Linked DNA regions of Homo sapiens: region 1 is linked to region 2. A link is a loop called in an ENCODE intact Hi-C map of the cell type or tissue named here. Cell type or tissue: HCT116. All regions are shown on one strand. Links, peaks and the distances in the headings refer to the core of each region. The heading gives the core; the rest is flanking DNA.

Region 1 (2,925 bases), core at 106-2,605, 190 kb after region 2:
TCAAAAAAGAAAAGAAAAGAAAAGCTTCAGCCAAATTAAATTTAACAGAGTTTAATTGAGCAAAGAACAATTGGTGAATCAGGCAGCCTCCTGAGCCAGAAGTAGGCTCAGGGACTCCAGCACAACCACGTGGCAGAAGACTTATGGACAGAAAAAGGAAAGTGACATACACAAAATGGAAGTGAGGAACAGAAACAGTGGGATTGGTTACAGCTTGGTGTTTGCCTTATTTGAAGATGGTTTGAACAGTTGACCACATTTGATTGGCCAAAACTCAGTGACTGGCACAAGAGTAGGCTACAGTCTGTCTGTTTACAACTCCACTTGTTATAGTTTGCAATGTACAGAAAAACCTTTAGGCCAAACTTAAAATATGTACGGAGGCAGCTTTAGGCTAAACTTGATTTAACAAGGAAGAGAGGAGGCTGCAGGAGAGTCATGTAAATTTCAGGAACTAGCGCAATAATAGAATGATACTTGGGTGCTGGGCTCAGGACTTGAAACGCAGGTTTTTGGCTCAAATTCTAGTTTTATTTTTATCAGCTGTGTGATCACAGGTGACTTTTTAAGCTTCTTGCTCCTTGGTTTCCTCATCTGTGAAATAAGAATAGTAACAGTGCCTTCCTTATAGGGGCTTTTTGAGGATTAATGAGCTAATATATAGCAAATTTAGAACAATGCCAAACACATTGTAAACACTCAAAAAAAAATTGCTTAAAAAAGACACTCAATTTATGTTGCGCAAAAGCACTGATGGAGACAAACTATCCTGCTTCAGACAGAACGTTCCAGGATCAATTTGGTCCCAGTCAATTTACAAGGGAGTTTGTCTCATTTTTCCCCCTCATTTTCCTTCCCTCTTCTCCCCTTGTCTTCTTATGGAGCCAGTTAAAATACATATCAGGCAAAATGCAGACTCAGATGAGCAAAGGAGGAGGCTGTGCAAAGGAGAAGGCTGGGTTGTGAGCTCTGGGTCTATTTTGGAGTTCTCTGCAATAATTGCCTCTTTCTGACTTCCAGAGTCATTATATAGAAGCAGCCACCCCTTCAAATTTGTTTAAAACTTAGAGAAGTTTTGGTAACAGTAGGAGTTGAAATAAAGAACCTTATTATGAAAGAACAGACAGCCAGGCTTTGACGAGAGGCTGAAAGAGGATGAAGCAAGGAGGAGCTGAGAGCCAAGAGCGATTCTGAGGTTTTGAGCCTTTGTGACTAAGAGCATGATATATGTGGCCACTGACGCAGATTAGGAAGTCCAAGGGACAAACGATTCCCTGAGGATAATGACAAGCTTGTTTCCAGATGTGTTAACTATGAAATTCAGGTGGGTAATACAAATGGCCCGGGGTCATTGTGCAATAAGAAACTAGATGTGAATGGAGAGAACAGAGGAGACAGCAGTCTCTTAACAGTTCCTCCTCCTCTCTAGTTTATTCCCTATGCTGCATCCAGCCTCATCTTTGTAAATCACCAATCTGGTCAGGTGACACCTGTGTTTATCTAGAAAATGTACTACTCTATCTGGCTTTGTTTCTTTGGTGGATTACTCACAGTTCCCTGCAAGTCACAGTATGGATGAGCCTGAGTTTGCTTTCCTTTTTCCCCCTAATCCAGATAGGCTGCAGGTTTATCAGAGAAGATGAATTTAATTCATTCTCAACATGATGAGTGTAGATGGATGTCACAAAAACAGGTTAACAAACTCCTTGTTAGGGTAATTGTGAGGATTAAATGAATTGAAGTGACATGATAACATAATGGGATTCTACAAATTATATCTTTTATTATTTATAGCTTCCCTAGAATAAGACAGTTGCTCAGCAGAACAAACACAGCCTGGTTTTTGTCTCCTGGTAGATTCAAACCCAGTGCTGTTTGGGTCACACAGAAAAGCAGAATCTCAGAGTGTCTAATCATGTCCAGAGGAACTTTTGTATATGTACTCATCCACCTCGAAGCTTTAGTACCCTAAGTTCTATCTGATACTGAGGCTTCTCTCTTCCTTCCTTCTTCCTGATTCACTGGAGATAAACAATCAAGACGGCCTTTTCAAAATGTCCTATTTTGCCCAGAGATAGTGCAGGTCCATAGTGGGCCTATGAAGCTTAGACATCAACTTAGTTCATCATCTAGGATGTTGTGTCTGAAATGCCTAGTAGAGGTGTCCTTTTTTGTTTGTTTGTTTTTGTCTTTTCTGATAGCGAGAGTAGCTTGTGCTCTGATTTTGTCTTCATGATCCTGGAATCCTTGCTATCCCTGATTTTGAACAATTCTATTGTAAATATCACTGGTTTGAACATCAGTTGTCTGATTGGTATCTAAGTGAGATCACTTGAGGTTTTTCTGATGATGGAGGGAATCATGGAATTTAAGGATAGAAGGGATATTAAAATTTTTTCAGAGTAACATCACACACACACACATAAACACACAATTACTGGAGTGACAGCTTTGTGACAAGGTTAATCTCTGGTTAAACATTTCTGTTCTGGCCAGGCAAGGTGGCTCATGCCTGTAATTCCAGCACTTTGGTGGGAGGCTGAGGCAGGAGATCAAGGCTAGCCTGGCCAGCATAGTGAAACCCCATCTCTACTAAAATTACAAAAATTAGCTCGGTGTGGTGGCACGTGCCTGTAATTCCAGCTATTAGGGAGGCTGAGGCAGGAGAATTGCTTGAACCTGGGAGGCAGAGGTTGCACTGAGCCAAGATCATGCCACTGCACTCCAGCCTGGGTGACAGCAAGACAAGACTCCATCTCGAAAAAACAACAGCAAACGCAACAAAATATTTCTGTTCTGTAAGCATAAAGATATAATAATTACAGCCCTATGTGCAATACCAAAACCTCAGGAGTAAACAAAATATCTAGTAGAGAAATAAGTCACCATTATACAAGAAGTAGAAATTATATCTGTGGATATTTG
Region 2 (2,925 bases), core at 198-2,697:
TCAGAACTATCCATGCCTCTTTGTCATGGCTCATGGTTCATTCTCACGCTCCGCCAGATTAAAAAAAAAAAATGCTATTTTATTTGCTTGGCCAAATCCTACCTATAATTTAAAACTCAGTTCATTCAGATCTACAAAAAGCCCTCACTGAGGCCGGGCACGGTGGCTCATGCCTCTAATCCCAGCACTTTGGGAGGCCAAGGCAGGAGGATCACTTGAGCCCAGGAGTTTGAGACCAGCTTGGCCAACATGGCAAAACCCAGTCTCTGCTAAAAATACAAAAATTAGCCAGGAGTGGTGCCTTGAGCCCAGGAGTTTGAGACCAGCCTGGCCAATCTGGCAAAACCCAGTCTCTGCTAAAAATACAAAAATTAGCCAGGAGTGGTGGTACATGCCTGTAATCCCAGCTACTTGGGAGGCTGAGGCACGAAAATTGCTTCAATCCAGGAGGCGGAGGTTGCAGTGAGTCAAGATCACGCCACTGCCCTCCAGCCTGGACAACAGAGTGAGACTCTGAGTCTGGGGAAGAGAAAAAAAAAAAAAAAAAGCCCTCACTGACATCCCAAGTTCATAGTTCATAGTGTTTTCAAAGCACCATTGGCAATAAAACATAATGGCTATAAATACAAAACCACAAGTGACCCTGAAAAATAAACTGTGCCTCAGTTATGGAGTTTGCAGGGTCATGATAATTAAATGACCTCATAAATAGTGCTTAGTGTCTGACATACAGTAAGTGCTATATTTAAACTATCTTAGTTTACGTGTTATTCCTTTATGCTTATCTCTATTTTACTAATGTCATATTAAAAGTATCTATCACCCATAGGCATAAAAAGCACTACATCTTATTTGATATCCCAAGTGCCTAGCATATATTAATAACGGGCAATCAAGAAATGTGAGTTAAAATAACTGTCTTTGGAATGGTGGCAGCAGCAGGGAAGGTCTATGTAATTAGAGATCCCACTACACCAGTTATCAATTCACAATCTGGTCCAAATATCCTTAATGAGCCCTTACTGGATACAAAGATCTTTAGTTTCTTTCACAATCCTCTTAGCCCCTCTTGAAGTCCTACCAACATTCTACAATTCTACCAACATGCCTTGATGTTGAAGTTACCAGTTCACAGCAGGTCAGATGGGAATTTAGAAGCAATGAGTCATAAAGATGAAAAGACTGCTTTCCAATGACTGCAATGACAGGAATGACACAGAAGAAATGCGGAAAAGAAACAGAATATAGACCTAAGAGTCTAGGTTATCTGGCAGGAGGTGAAAGCTACTTTCTCCTTGCATCTTGAACCTGACTTAGCATGTAAATAGGGAAAAAATAGACCTGATTTGATGATGGAGGACTAGGGGGAATGACATATGACATACTTTAGGTCAGCATAACTAATTTTGGTGAAAATATTTTTTCTTTTATTTACTTCGAGTAATATAAAAATATTCAATTAAGGGGGGAAATTGAAATTCCCTTCCATGCTGAGTTACAGGGTTCCAGACATGATTGATGTTACTGATATTAGTACTGTGTGGAAATACCTAGAGATTTGATTATATATCCTCAGGTACTTAATTTCTAAATTGATAGCAACATTTATTATTTTGTTCCTTTAATGACTCAACAAAAATACTGCTTCCGTCTTTCTTTTGAAAACTGGCAAAAGTATGAACATTAAGAAATTTTACTTGTTTGCTTCTTTTAAAATATAGCCAAAGAAAAGAGACATTTATTCTTTTTAAACAAGTAAAAGTAAATCAAATATAATTTGAAGTACTTCTGTTTTATTTAGCATTTGTAACATACCAACTGGCACTTGTACAACAGAATTAACCTTTAAAGTAAAAATAATTCATTGAATCATAAAGTACCAGCAGCCAAAAGTTAAAAGTGAATGACTAACTTTTACAGATAAATGTTCTGGCCAAGAAAATTTAAGTTAATTTAAGAAACAACTGATAAAGCATTCCTCACACTTCAAAGGAAAAATTTACTTGTTGAAAATCTTCAATATGTGAAAAATCTCCTAAAAGTACTACAAAATAGTGTGATAACCTTAAGGACTAAAGAAAAACCAAGATTCAGAACTATTATCAGAAAATGAAAGACTTGAAAATACACCCATTTTAAAATATGCAGTTTGTTTCTCTTTTTAAGAGGCTCGTGTTATGAAAAAAATAAAAGTTTGGGTTTCTTTCTTACATGGGTATTGTTATTATGTAAATATCTGTAATTTATTTTTTTATATTCAGACCTCTATTCACAAGGATTTCAGACAGCCTGTAACAATGTTTAATTAAATATAGACCGACTTACATCAAAATAGCATAAAGAGAAAAAAAACTGATAAACGTAAGAGTCAATATATATTTTTATGACTAATAAATTTTGATTCTACTGCCCTGACAAGGCAGCAAAAGGGAAGGGAGGAAGGGAGAGGGGAAGGAAGAAAGGGAGAGGAAGGAAGACCAGACATTAGGAATTCACATTAACAGAAGAGATAGAATGCCAAATCTTCAAGGAAGGCAAGGTTATCAGATGACAATTTCAAAATGAAAGATATTAAATGACAAATGATTTATGATATTTTGAAATGTTAAAAAAGATATGTTTTCCAGTTACATGGAGACATACTCTGGTATTCCATAGATCTCTTAAATATTATGTTGTAATATAACATTCTTAAGGCTACTACTGTACACATGTTGATTACTCATGCAAAATATTACTTATCAAAACACTTCTTACAAAAAAAACAAAATTTAATTCCATATTTTCTAAAATTATCTACTCTACTGAAATACAAACAGCAAAAAACAAGGTATCCTGAACTCTCCACACTTTGAATGATTATTCTAAAGTTGATCCAGAATTTTCACTCTAGATAAATGTACATTTAAGCTCCTAATAACTCAC

The links. Peaks named below come from ENCODE experiments on the same cell type or tissue, not always from the same donor. Only the 100,000 strongest peaks of a DNase experiment are listed, where the experiment ranks them.
Region 1: a loop joins it to region 2, with 3 times the contacts of the local background. A loop is called at or near these places in 5 of 110 quality-filtered maps.

The regions. Positions count from the first base shown.
Region 1 is chr18:70,371,912-70,374,836 of GRCh38, forward strand. No RefSeq gene overlaps it. Among named protein-coding and RNA genes, the nearest start is that of LINC01910, 11 kb to the right of the region's middle. In HCT116, for the core only: no CTCF peak of the experiment used is centred there; a DNase peak (open chromatin) is centred at 1,250; H3K4me3 peaks cover 1,248 bases; H3K27ac peaks cover 2,500 bases.
Region 2 is chr18:70,180,062-70,182,986 of GRCh38, forward strand. All of the region lies in intron 10 of RTTN (rotatin), which reads right to left. Among named protein-coding and RNA genes, the nearest start is that of RTTN, 24 kb to the right of the region's middle. In HCT116, for the core only: no CTCF peak of the experiment used is centred there; DNase peaks (open chromatin) are centred at 522 and 1,140; H3K4me3 peaks cover 1,480 bases; H3K27ac peaks cover 2,500 bases.